Linked DNA regions of Homo sapiens: all the other regions are linked to region 2. Evidence: chromatin contacts called from ENCODE Hi-C or POLR2A ChIA-PET data. All regions are on one chromosome and are shown on one strand. The core of a region is the stretch at or near the end of the contact, and the rest is flanking DNA. Distances in the headings are between cores, read along the strand shown.

Evidence for each region. Hi-C counts contacts between places; a loop is a spot of excess contacts on that map. ChIA-PET counts read pairs that join two places held with the same protein, here RNA polymerase II (POLR2A). Pooled maps may share reads with other maps.
Region 1: a loop to region 2 is called in a map of B cell, with 22 times the contacts of the local background. The contact joins the promoter of TRAF3IP1 here to the promoter of SCLY in region 2. A Hi-C loop is called at or near these places in 3 of 168 maps with a recorded cell type or tissue (B cell, gastrocnemius medialis and naive thymus-derived CD4-positive, alpha-beta T cell) and 20 of 50 pooled maps. POLR2A ChIA-PET finds 5 or more read pairs at or near these places in 2 of 52 experiments (PC-9 and T-cell).
Region 3: a loop to region 2 is called in a map of naive thymus-derived CD4-positive, alpha-beta T cell, with 7 times the contacts of the local background. The contact joins the enhancer-like site here to the promoter of SCLY in region 2. A Hi-C loop is called at or near these places in 2 of 168 maps with a recorded cell type or tissue (CD8-positive, alpha-beta T cell and naive thymus-derived CD4-positive, alpha-beta T cell), 4 of 37 single-sample maps with no recorded cell type and 12 of 50 pooled maps.

The regions. Positions count from the first base shown.
Region 1 is chr2:238,318,679-238,323,023 of GRCh38, forward strand. It overlaps TRAF3IP1 (TRAF3 interacting protein 1), which reads left to right and starts at 1,840. Exons shown (of 17, transcript NM_015650.4): 1 at 1,840-2,107. The coding sequence starts at 1,985. RefSeq lists silencers at 1,494-1,973, 2,104-2,333.
Region 2 is chr2:238,058,491-238,062,837 of GRCh38, forward strand. It overlaps SCLY (selenocysteine lyase), which reads left to right and starts at 2,511. Exons shown (of 12, transcript NM_016510.7): 1 at 2,511-2,653. The coding sequence starts at 2,565. The region is part of intron 8 of UBE2F-SCLY (UBE2F-SCLY readthrough (NMD candidate)); the gene reads left to right. RefSeq lists silencers at 1,921-2,130, 2,271-2,720.
Region 3 is chr2:237,668,055-237,672,564 of GRCh38, forward strand. The region is part of intron 1 of LRRFIP1 (LRR binding FLII interacting protein 1); the gene reads left to right. Among named protein-coding and RNA genes, the nearest start is that of LRRFIP1, 43 kb to the left of the region's middle. Within about 2 kb of position 1,682, at least 19 of the 41 ENCODE cell types and tissues checked have a DNase peak (open chromatin) inside an H3K27ac peak, as active enhancers do.

The DNA.
Region 1 (4,345 bases), core at 590-3,089, 260 kb after region 2:
CCAGGCAGGAGTGCAGTGGTGCCATCTTGGCTCACTGCAAGCTCCAACCCCCGGGTTCAAGCGATTCTTGTGCCTCAGCCTTCCAAGTAGCTGGGGTTACAGGCACACACCACTACGCCCAGCTAATTTTTATATTTTTAGTAGAGACAGGCTTTCACCATTTTGGCCAGGCTGGTCTCAAACTCCTGACCTTAAGTGATCTGCCTGCCTCAGGCTCCCAAAGTGCTGGGATTACAGGCGTGAGCCACTGTACCCCTAGAATTCTTTTTTTTTTTTTTTGAGACGGAGTCTCACTCTGTCACCCAGGCTGGATTGCAGTGGCATGACCTCGGCTCACTGCAAGCTCTGTCTCCTGGGTTCAGGTGATTCTCTTGCCTCAGCCTTCCTGGTAGCTGGGATTACAGGCGCCCGCCTCTGCACCCAGCTAATATTTTGTATTTTAAGTAGAGACGGGGTTTCACCATGTTGGTCAGGCTGGTCTCGAACTCCTGACCTCCCAACTCTAGAATTCTATACTTCTATGCTTAATAAATATTTGTGGCTGAATTTACTGGAGGTGGTTATAGGGGGACATGGAAGGAAAACTATAAAAATGCAATTTAGTATTTGTTGATAAACCATACAGCCTGACTGGCATTGAAATTGGTTGTCTGTATAACTTTTCCATTACCAACTGAACTGTGCTAGAAGAAATATTAAAGGAAGTTCTTCAGACAGGAGGGGTATGACACCAGATGGCGATTTAGATCTCCACAAAAAATGAGGAGGCCTGAAAATGGTAAAAATGAAGGTCAATTTAAAAGTTATAATGGGGGCGGTCGCGCACACCTGTAATACCAGCACTTTGGGAGGCCGATGCGGACGGATTGCCTGAAGTCAGGAGTTCCAGACCTGCCTGGCCAACATGGTGAAACCCCGTCTCTACTAATAATGCAAAAGCGAGGCTGGTGTGGTGTCGGGAGCCTGAAGTCGCAGCTACTCATGAGGCTGAGGCAGGAGAATCACTTGAACCTGGGAGGTGGAGGTTGCAGTGAGCCAAGATCGTGCCACTGCACTCCAGCCTGGGCGACAGAGTCAGACTTCGTCTCAAAAAAAAAAAAAGGTTATAATGGTGTTCTCATTAGAAGAACTACAGACCCCAGAGCTCTCAAATCGCCGGAAGGATTTCTGCGGTAGGCCTGTGCATGATGGACAGAGGACAGGTGGTAAAGAATCACGGACACCTAGTAGGACAACTAGGCATGGCTTTGTCCCGGTTTCAGAGCACCGACACAGCATTTAGTCACCATTTACCTTCTTGGGAGGTGGGTTAGGCAGCGGGCACACTAGTCCTGCTTTGTGGGAGCAGAAGTGAAGTCTCAGAGAAAACAGGTGACTTGCCCAAGAAGCCTTATTAATTACCAGCCAGGACAGCGTATTTTCTATTCCGTGTGTTTTGGGATAACTTAGTGCCGTCCCCTCCGATGAACCAGTGCCTTCGAAAGCCCTTGAGATTTGGGAAACAGGCGGCACAGATCTTGGAGGTTACCTTGTTCTTAATCAGTCCTCAGGCAGTCGCCTCTAACGCGAGCGAACACCGGCTTCCCGAGGCCGTCGCTCGGCAGAGGAGGGGCCAGGCGCCCGATCCCAGATCCCCTTTCCCCGCCCCGCCGCGCCCCGCCTGCTCTGGCACAGCCGCACTCCCGCAAATCCCTCCCGCGGAACCCCCACTCCTGCCTGCGCGGGCGCTGGAAGGCGGGCAGGGGGCGGGGCGCCGCGGCGCGTCCGTTGCTAAGGCCGCGCAGCCCTAGTGACCGAACGCCCTGCGGCGGCCGCGCAGGCGCTGTGGTGGGCTCCGGTGCACTGTGGGATGGAAACCGGAGCGGCGCGTCCTGGCAGGACCGGGCGGCGGCGGCGGCGGGGCCGGCGGCGGCCAGGGACCCGGGCTTAGGCTCGGCCAGGCCGGCTGAGGGGCGCGGGCGGCCAGCGGGCGGCGGACGCCGTCATGAACGCGGCGGTGGTGAGGCGGACGCAGGAGGCGCTGGGGAAAGTGATTCGGAGGCCGCCGCTGACCGAGAAGCTGCTGAGCAAGCCCCCGTTCCGCTACCTGCACGACATCATCACGGAGGTGGGCGCCGGGGACCGGGCCCGGCCAGGTGCGGGTCGGGATTCCGGTGGGCGCCGAGGTCAGGGCCCGGGCCGGGTGGCGCCGGGTGCGAGCCGGGCTCGGGCTCAGGTGCGGGTCGGGGGCCGGGGCTGGGCCGGAGTCGGGGCCCGGGCCGGGTGTGAACCGGGTGTGGGCCGGGCTCGGGGTGCAGGTCGGGGACCTGTTCAGGGCCGGGTGTGGGCCGGGCACAGGGTGCGGGTCGGGGGCCGGGGTCAGTTCCGGGGTCGGGGCGAGAGTTCTGTGCGGCCCCTGCCTGGGAGCCCGGCCTGTAGGCCCAATTCCGCGGCGCCCTCCGTGAGGAGGTCCTGCCCCTCCCCCGGCTCCGGGCCGCCGCTTACAAGGAGGCTCCGGGCCCTCAGGAGCATTCTTACTTCTTCCCTGCCTGCCCTTGTATTTCCTTAGAGTGCATCTTCCATTATTGCTGGCAGAGCTGCTTCTGTGACTCCTGCCTCGTCTAACCTTGCAGAACCCCTCTCGCTTGCCCTGAAGTATGTAGCACGTGGAAGGCACTCCCTAAATCCTGGGAGAATGGAAATAATATTTTTTATACAACCCTTCTGCCCCAAAGTTTCCCTCCATACCACATTTTGGGTGCTTAATAAATGCCTGCGGGTGGATTTAGTGGAGGCGGCTGTAGGGGGACTTGGCAGGAAAGACTGTAACAGAGCTGCACAGCCTGCCCTACGTTGAGATTGGTGGTCTCTGTAGCTTTTTCCACTTGCGGATGGTGTGCTCCTCCGTGACGGAGACCCTGGCTTGCTTATTAGCATGGCTCTGGTGATCTGCACTGGGTAAGGTACATAGAAATTGCACAACAAACATCCCCTGTTGAGTGGGACCTGTCAAGGCTCGTGGTAACTCCCTGGTAACTCTCAGGAGCGTCACTGCAGCGGGCGCAGCACCCATTTCCATGGTGGACCCAAGGGCACGTGGGAACTCAGAGGTGTGTTTTGGGATTTAGGATTCAGGTTGGACTTGCAGACTTCCAGGGCCTCATGACCTCACCTGGTGATGGTCCTCAAGCTCTGTTTCTCACTCTTTTCAACAGGTTGGGTGCCTTATTCTTGCACAGACTTTGCTTTACTGGTTCTGCCCTCCTACCTTAGCTTATAACGTGTGGTCTCCTGGAGCGTGTGCCTCTGTGTTAAAACAGTGCCTAAAAATGCTCTCGAATCCACCCACATCCCAGGGCCTCGCCAGCCCTGGTCATGTCCTCCCAGCTGGTGCAGCACTTACAGCCTGTCCTGGACAGTGTGTGGGGAGAGGACCTGCTGTGTGGATAGCCCGGTGGGAGGGGGACAATGTGCCGCATCACCACCGTCCCGTGAAGTAGGCGGGTACCCGTCCTCTGACCCAGAGGGAACAAGAGCCAGTGTGAGCCCAGCCCACTCTAGCTGTGGCTGCCAAAACCTTTATTCTCCCAGGCCTGTCTGTCCCACTGAAATGCAGAGCCCCAGGAGGGAGGTGCAGGGAGTGTGCCTTATCCTTGTGGGGCAGTGATGGCGCTCAGCTCACGGTGGCTGTCCAGTCACTACCGCATAGTTGGTCAGAGGAATCCTAATGGGAGAGGAGGAGGAACATGGGCTGGGTGCTGTGGCTCACGCCTGTAATCCCAGCACTCTGGGAGGCCAAGGCGGGCAGATCACTTGAGCCCAGATGTTCAAGACCAGCCTGGCCAACATGGTTAAAACTCCATCTCTACTGAAAATACAAAAATTAGCTGAGTGTGGTGGTGCACCTGTAATCCCAGCTACTCAGGAGGCTGAGTAGGGAAGATTGCTTGAGCCGGGAAGGTTGAGGATGCAGTGAGCTGTGATTGTAACACTGCACTCTAGCCTGGGTGACAGAGTAAGACCCTGTCTCAAAAAAAAAAAAAAAAAAAAAAAAAAAGAATTGCCTTCTTGGCCAGGTAGATAGGGTGTGTGGAACGAGTTGCATGTTCCCAATTAGGAACGACTGGTCTGCTCTTCTCCCATAGACTTCCTCATCTAATGCCAAAGTTGATTTCTCTCCCTGTGTAAAGATAAATAAATTATGACCTACTTGATAAAGTTGTTAGAATGACTGACATATTGGAAAGGATTTTCAGATAATAGGTGGAGAGCCTCTTATGAAAATGCTTTACTGTACTGAATATTATACACACATTGCTATATTAGTATTTTAGCTATAGCTACACTAACCACCCCGTTTCATTAA
Region 2 (4,347 bases), core at 1,261-3,760:
CATCTTGGTAGGTCATCTGTTGCATGTGTGACCAGTATACTTGGAATGGTGGTAGCTGCTGCTGCGTGTTGTACCCTAAACTGTTTTCAGCTGGGCTACCTCAGCACCTGGGCTTCTGTATGTTTGTACTCAATTCTTTCGGGGTATCACCAGCCATGTTGGACACTATCTTGTCTGACTCCACCACTACACTCACTATGTTCACCTGGAAACACAAACCTTATTGCTGCCTAACTGGCCCAAGGAGTGCTTGGGATGAATCGTCACTTTGTCCATTGTCCTTGGGCTCCTATCCTTACAGCCTTCCAAACAGATTTAGAGAATGAATTCTCCCCATGCCTATCAACTTCCCTAGCCACCTTTACTCTTAACTTCATCCCCTATCGTCTCCTCCAGGACTTTGGCTCCTCTTCCTTGCACGTCCTGTTGGCTAACTCCCTTTAGCCTATGAACATGTTCAGTCTCTATTTGCTCTTAATCTTTTTTTTTTTTTTTTTTTTTGAGACGGAGTCTCACTCTGACTCCCAGGCTGGAGTGCAGTGGCATGGTTTCAGCTTCACTGTGTAACCTCCACCTCCCAGGTTCAAGTGATTCTCTTGCCTCAGCCTCCCCAGTAGCTGGGATTACAAGCATGCACCACCACAGTCGGCTACTTTTTGTATTTTTAGTAGAGACGGAGTTTTGCCATGTTGGCCAGGCTGGTCTCGAACCCTTGACCTTAGGTGATCCACCCACCTCAGCCTTTCAAAGTGCTAGGATTACAGGGGTGAAGCACCGCGCCCAGCTTGCCTGTAATCTTATACGCCTTTTTAATTCCTCCTTTCTCAACCGTTTTAAGAGTTGACTGCATTCTTCATTTTTTCATATCCCATCTTTGCATTCTAACTTCCATGCCTCTCCCATCACTGAGACTTCTCTCGCTAGTTTATCAGTGCCTCCTAATTGTTACGCACAGTAGACTTCGGATTGCCTCTCAGCCACACTTTACACTATTATGTGTCTTCTTGACTTTTTTGACATTCCTTCTCAATTCCCTTTCCTTTCCTCCTCTTTTGACTGTTCTCATGCTCCTGTGCATCCATTTGCTTCTTAAATGTTGGTGGGCCCTTTGCTATTGGCTGCATTTGGCAAGAAATGAGCTGCGTTTATAGGGAAGAATGAGAGAGAATGAGTCCAGAAATTTGCAGATTTGCTGTGCTGGAAAAGCCAAGTTATTCTGGACCCCAACAGGACACAAAATAGAGAAAGCCCATGAAAAGCCAATTAAAATTCAACCTCTTGGCAAAGCATGCTTGAAACCGAATTTTGGCTCCAGCCACTACTCGTGTGAACTTGGGCAAGATGCCTTTCTGTATCTTGGATTCCTCATACATAAATACCTACCAGACTGGGTTAATCATCAAGATTAAATTAGTGAACACACGAAAAATACCTAGAACACTGCCTGGCATAGTTCAAGGCTCAATTAAAGGTAGACACTATTATGCCAAAAAAACAAAAAACAACAAAAAAAGTGACGGTAGGATGGCTTCGTGAGGATTTTTGCTCATTTCTACCACTTTCTCAACTGACTTTTCTTAATGGTTGGCGGGACACCAACCATTGGTGGATGTTTACACTTGTGACTGTCTCACAGACAACTCAACATGTCCAAAGCTAAACCCATCATCTTTCCCCCTCCCGTCTTCCCTCTTACCCAGATAAAGGCACTAACATCTTCCCAGTCACTTGTCTAATCCTTGCTTCCTTCCTGTCCCTCATGCCCCAATTCCTATTTAACGGCCTAAACAGATCTTGAATTAATCTTTCCTGCGTTTCCACGCCCACTTAGAGTCCCTCATCTCTGGCCCTATTTTCTCAATGCCCTCCCATCCTCTACTCCAGATCCCCTCAAGTCCATCCTCGATGCGTGACTCTTAACTTCACGCCATCCAGGTCCCCTATGGAGCCGCTCCGACTAACGGACGCGCAGGTCCAGCGGACCTGCTCATCACTGTCCAGGGTGGCCTGCGGGAGACCCCCGGGGCCCTGGCCCTGCTGCCGCGGCCCCGGCACTTCCCCTCGAGGGTTCGCGGGGAACAAGGCCGCGCGGCCCCGGCTCTCCCGGAGTGCACGGTCCCGCGCTCATGCGGCTAGAGGGAGGCACCCGCAGGACTGCCCAGCCGCCTCTGCTCCTCAGGTCCAGCTCGGGCCCCGCCTGCTCTTACGCCGACTAACCGGCCGCGGCCCGATGGCGGCCCTGCCGCAGACAGCAAAGGTCACGGGGCTCCCCCGGAAGTGAAAGTGCGGGGATCCGCCGGCCCAGGAGACGCGGCTTCTAGCGCCCGGTTCCCGGGAAGCTCTGTGACGCGCTAAGCCCCGCCCCCACCCGTCACCTGACCCAGCGCAGCCTCGCCTCCCCGCTGGGGGCTCGGCGGCCCTCTGAAGCGGGTGGATTGGCTGGGGTGCTTCGCTCAGCCAATCCGGACGCGCCCGGGCGTCGCGGCCCCGCCTCCTCCCCGGCGCTCTGGGCCCGTAGCGCTCCGCGGGAAGGAGGCTGGATGCCCGGCAGCAGTGGGGCGGGGATGGAGGCGGCCGTGGCGCCGGGGAGGGATGCGCCGGCACCCGCGGCGAGTCAGCCCAGCGGCTGCGGGAAACACAACTCGCCGGAGAGGTGCGCGCCTTTAGGGCAGGGCTGGGGAGCGGCCGGCGCCTGTCGCCGATTGTCCCGCGCGGGAGGACGAAGGGGGCTCCCGGCCTGTGGCCGCTCTCGCGTGGGGCGTCCCGCGCGGGGATGTCCGCGAGGTCGGCCTAAGTCAGGGATGCGAGCTTCAAGGAGGAGCGGGTGCGAGCTGTGGCCCCGCAAGGGCCCACGGAGAGGTGACTTTGGGGCCGAAACCCGAGTGACTTCCAGGGGTGAGGTTTGCAGGTTCTGGGGAAGCAGAGCCTGCCAGGAAGAGGGCACAGCAGATGCGAAGGGCAGGGGACTTGCCGGAGGTGAACCGGCAGAGCCCCTGAGCCCGGGAAGAACTTTGGGGTTCATTCGGAGCCTTATGGGGCCTCGGAAGTTGATCACGGGGCGATGCAATTTAAGTGTTTTGAAGGAGTCCTTCTGGCTGCTTCCTAGAAAGTAGGGGCGCGGGTAGGCATGGGACGAGAGGAAGCCGGGAAGCCAGTTGGGGATCTTGTAACAACCTAGGAGAGAGATGTGGTGTGCGCCCAGAAACGGATGCGTTGGTAGGAAGCTGGTGCACTGGGGCAGGTGAAAGGGAATCAAGGGTTCTCCCAGACTGCTGGCCCAGCTGCAGGAAACGGGATGGCCACCGCTGAGAAGCGCGGAGACCCGAAGCACGTGGTATCCATACTAGTTAAGTCCGAGAAGAGCAGGAGGCAGGGGTATGCATTTTCTGGTTTGTGTGTCTTCTTTCCAGACCCCTCTTTTTCCTTTTTGTGAGCTCATTCGCTACCCATGCTTAGAATATGAGGGGGTCCAGGCCTAAAGCACACACATTTGGCATTCTACCTTGGTTGGAACAAAGTGAAGGGATCTGGGAAAATATCCCCTAGGGAATCAGTGGAGCGAGATTCCCAAGATTTTTTATTTTTTGGTTATGAAGCTAACAAAGTTGAGCCTGCTCATCCAATACTGATAGCATTTTAAGGAAGCAGCAAATAATGAAGCAAAGGAATGTGTAAAGTATTAATCTGAACAAAATAGATTTGTTCAGCCCAGCAGCAGATTGAAGAGCTACAGTCGCTCAACAAACACTAGCTAGCCTAAGGTACTTTGGATGCTTATTTATAGGAAAGAAAAACAGATATAAGGGCACATGCAAAGTCAAGCCGGGCTGGGGGATTCCTAGGACTATTAATACTAGTACCAGAGTGGTAAAGGATGGCGAGTCAAACTTGTCAAAGCCTTGTACCTATTGAGTGATTTTTTTTTTTTTTTTTAATTGAGATGGAGTCTCACTCTGTCACCCAGGCTGGAGTGCAGTGGTGCAGTCTTGGCTCACTGCAACATCCACTGCCCGGGTTCAAACGATTCTCCTGTCTCAGCCTCCCAAGTAGCTGGGATTACAGGCACGTGCCACCACGTCCAGCTAATTTTATTGTATTTTTAGTAGAGATGGGGTTTCGCCGTGTTGGCCAGGCTGACCTTGAACTCCTGACCTCAGGTGATCTGCCCGCCTTGGCCTCCCAAAGTGCCGGGATTACAGGCGTGAGCCACAGGGCACAGCCTGTTGAGTGATTTTGAACAGAAAAGATGCTTCATTTCAACTAATGCACATTCTGTCCACACTCAGTGGCTTAACAGCCACAGTTAGTCATTGTATCTGGGTTTTCATGTGGATTGGTGTAAGCACT
Region 3 (4,510 bases), core at 432-2,931, 390 kb before region 2:
ACACTCTTCATCACCCTGCCAGCAGCTGCTCCTCCTGCATTTCTCATCCCCCCACCTCAGAGCTGCCTGAGCCGGGGCTCCCCCGAGCTTGTTCCCCTCCCCTCCTCGGTGAAATCGTGAAGCTGGCTGAGGCCCCTCCCCTCACATAGTGACCTCGGCAGCCTCCCAGTCCATCTGCTTCCAAGATTGGCCCCACCACACCTGCATCTTCATCTTGGTGTCCTAGTGATCCTAGGACATGCCAGCCTTGGGATTGAAAACAGCAGCCTCTCTCCCCAGGACAAGGCCCCGTCACAGCTGTCCCTGTGCCTGTCATCATGGCCCCCTGAAATAAAGTCTGCCTTACCATCTTCACAAAAGGAGAAAGAAAACACAACCCTCATGCTATGGTTCCCCGCCTTACCATCCTTAATGACTCCCATAGCTTCCGGGATACATTTTAAAGCCATATGATGGCACCAGGGGCCTCTTAGCCCCCTCCTTCCTGCCTCTCTCCCATGGGGGTCTTACACTCCAGTTGTACCGAGCTACTGAAGAGCGTTTCCCATCATTTTCCATCCTTCCAGCCTCAGTTCCCCCTCCTCCAGGAAGCCCTCCCTGACTTCCTCGGCTGGGGTAGGAACATTCACACTAGCTGCTTATTATCCTCACAGCATTTTTCCTGAGGTTTAGCTTACAAGAAGTCTTTCTGTTGAATAAATGAAGAAATCAGCAACAAGGGTAATTGTTGCTGAAAGAAAATATTTATTATATTAAACGTAATACATGTTTATTATAGAAAAATAATAAGGAAAATTCAGGCAATAGTAGAAAATAAAAATTATGCCTCATACTTGACCAAGCACAATACCTGTTAACATTTTGTTTATTTTTCTCCATTCTTTTATCTGTGACTTTTTTTTAACATAGTCTCAATTATGTGTCTCTAAATAGCGCATTTTTAAAATCTCCTTTTTTTAAGGAAAGAAATAAGCGTAACTCTTGTATCAAATGCTCTGTAAAAATGTTTTAATGGCCACAAAATATGGCTTTGAGGATGCACCATCACGTCCTCACTTCCGTATTGCTGGACACTGAGGCTTTTGTGTTTGTTTACTGCGGTGAATAGCATTGCAGTGAACATCTTTAAGAGTGAGGTTTTTCTACTTCAAATTATTTCCTTAAATTAGAATATTAGAAGTGCAATTTAAACCCCAAACCTACAAACACGGTTAAGGACCTGGAGCTTTGCTTTCCTGAAAGGGTGTATCAGTTTACACTTGCATTTGTGTTGTCTGAGAGTGTCTTGTTCATCACAGGATTAAGTACTGTGATTATCTCAGCTTTGTAAATTTGACAGCTAAAAACTGGCAGCTAACTGATTCTTAGGTATCTCAAGTTCTTTTTCAAATCGTCAAAACGTGTCTTAGAGTGAGTGTTGATATTTTCTTGCTGATTTGTGGATTGCTTATTAACCTTTTTCATAGTTGTTGCAAATATTTTTTTTCAGTTTAGATTAGGAACTGAATATCTTCCTCATGTCTTTAAAGAAATATGCCTGACCAGGTGCTTGATAACCCTAAACGGAGTTTCCTGCCGGGCTTTCTCTTGTATGATGTTGAGGCCGTCACGGTTTGTTGAGCAGAGGAGTGAGTGCTAAAAGCTGGAGTTCAGCAGAACCACAGTGATGCCTCCACCCCGGGTAAATGCTTAACCACACTCCTCCCTGTAAAAATAACGGTGTCATTAAACATGGACCGGCTGTTCCATGAGCTCATTCCTAGGAAACAGTGGCTGAGTAGCAGAAGCCTGACCGGTCTCCATTTCCGCCCAAATGTGGGATGTGTGCACGTGGCATAGAGCCTCGCACGTTGCTTTTGGGAGAATCAGCTTGAGTCAACTTCTGGCAAAAGATTGGGGCCGTCTTTGGACAGATTTGAATATTAGACACCATATCATCTAATGAAAACCAGCTGGGAAGAGTCAGTTTTCCTGTGTTCTTGGGCATTTGACAAATGGTGGGAGATAGTTCTAATTTTAGAAAGGAAAACGTAATGCATATTCTCATGATGATTTGTCAACTGGATATTTTGCAGAGAGGAAAACGTCTGAAATGTCCCAAATAAAGCTATCTGCTGTCATGAGAACACAGCTGGCAGGGCAGAAAGCAGTGTCGATCAACAGGAGGTCGTCCTGCACCGGGACGTCAGTGCCCCGACACCTCGGTGTGTCCCTTGGCTGTGTGGCCTTGGGCAGGTCACTGGTCAAGCCTGAGATAATGACATTGGTCTGCTGGGGAGCAGCGGCCCTAGGCCAGATGTACTAGGAGGCCCCTTCCTGGCTGTGATTTTAAGATGGAGGGGAAAATGTTTATTTGTTCTGTGAAAGCCAGGGGTGGGGTAGGACAGAGCCAGCAACACCGACAGCCCATCATGCTGAGCCAGAGGTCTGCTGAGCTGAATTGAAGCTGTGTCAACTACAGTACGTGCCTCACCGAGCCTCAGTTTCCACATTGGTGCTGTGCAGATGATAATACAGACTTTGCAAGGCTGTTGAGACTTACCTGCACTAAGACATAGAAAGTGCCCAACACAGCGCCTGCAGGGCCAGCACTCGGTGGCAGTCTAAGGAATGTCTGTCACAGCGCTCCCAGATGGCAGGTCCTGCCTGCCTGGGCCCAGCTCTGGCTGTGTGGCTCAGGACTATGGGACCTCTGCAGGCTGCGTCCCCTGCCTGCCTCAGTTTCTGCGTCTAAGCTAGAAAGCATGATTGTTCCTCCCCGTGGGGCCGTTACGAGAAGCAAGCACATGGAAGCGTGCCAGGCATTTTCCGAACGTCTGGAACATCCTCAGCGGCAGGGTCTCCTCCTCCCTCTCCTCCTCCTCACTTAGAAATATTTTCCCTGGGAGTCCCACGGAGGTCGTGAAGATGACAGAGGCTGCTGGCACTAACAGCTGTGTGGGGCAGCCCAAGCCCCTACTTTGAAAGTTCCATTCCATCCCTCGCATTTCATCTGAAGAGCGCTATGTTCTCCCTGGGGAGAACTGGCCTGTTGCATATGAAGAGTCCAGAGATTTTGAACAAGGGAACCCCTTCAGCTTCGAATGACCATTACCGTTGATGATCCCAGAAGTTCCCTTTCCAAGCAGTGACCCATGGACTTGTGTCCCTCGTGTGATAACCTGCACTACACACATATCCTACAAGTGTCCATAGTGGTTATAAGCTGCCACAGCCATACAGATCTGAGAGCCAGAGGCCTTCAAACCAGCTAAGGCTCTGAAACACTTCAACTCCACTTAAGAAAACAAATCGGAGCACATCCGTGATCCCACAAATGCTAATTTGCTTGTCACACATCAGAAACCCAGGAAGGCACAGAATAGATGCTCTCTTACTGGCTTATAGGTTGGGTACTTTAAAGTTGGAGACGTTTAAATCAGAGATAAACCTATTGTAACAATACATTTCATGTCATGTGAGCCTTTTGTCTTCCAGCAACTAAAGGGAACTGTGGTAGGATGAGCTGGGGTCACAGGGACAAGGAAGACAGGTAAGGGGACGGAAGCCGGGGCAGCAAGGAGTGGCTCAGGAGCTCTCACCCTGCAGTGGGCAGCTCATCACCCCTGCTCCCCGTGTCTGTGTCCCTTCAGGAGAAGCTGGCCAGGGACAGGGCCACCACTCATAGACAGCTCCTCAGCCTACTCAGCACTGCTTTATGTGTCTGTGTGCACACACGTGTGCATGCCTGTGTGTGTGCAGGTGTGTGTGTGCCTGCATGTGTGTGTGCACATGTGTGTGTGTGCCTGCATGCATGTGTGTGTCTGTGTATTCCTTTTGAAACATACTAGATGCCCTCTCTAAGTAAATCACATTTAACTGCTGTAACTAACCCGTCTGGCAACATCTTTTCTTAATGCTTTTTCACTGTTCACCGGGTTGAGGGTTTCTTTTCCTTATTTCCACTTCTGCTTCTTTAACGAAATTATATGACTTGATACAGTATCATTCTTTTCAAATTCAGTGTTTCAGTAAATAGTTCTTTTCAGCAGACAATTACTTAGGCAGAAGTAGTTTAACATAGCATTTGTCTCTGAAAAAAATGTTTTTTTTCCTTTCTGTCTAGATCCTTTAAAATATATAATATTGCATCATATACAATATTGGCCTGTACCAAGCACCTGTATCCAGAAAAGTAAAAAAGCTAACTGGCTTAAACCACAGCAGAACCTGCCTTGCTGGGTCACCTTCCTTCAGTTCCTTCTCATGGTTTCTAGAATTCCTTGAGCGCACACAGCAAGCTAGCTCTACAATCACTTTAGAGAGTGAGGATCGATGCCCCAGCTTCTTGTTTTCTTAGTGGCTTTTTAAAAAATAGTAGACAGTATATAGCTATCTACTGGCAATAGGAATCTCTTAAAATCAAGGTGAGAAATGTAGTTCTTTTGCAAGAGAGTCAGAGTTTTGTGTTCAATGAAAATTTAATATTTGAAAAATAAAAGATCTTAAAACTATTAGTTTTCCATTATGA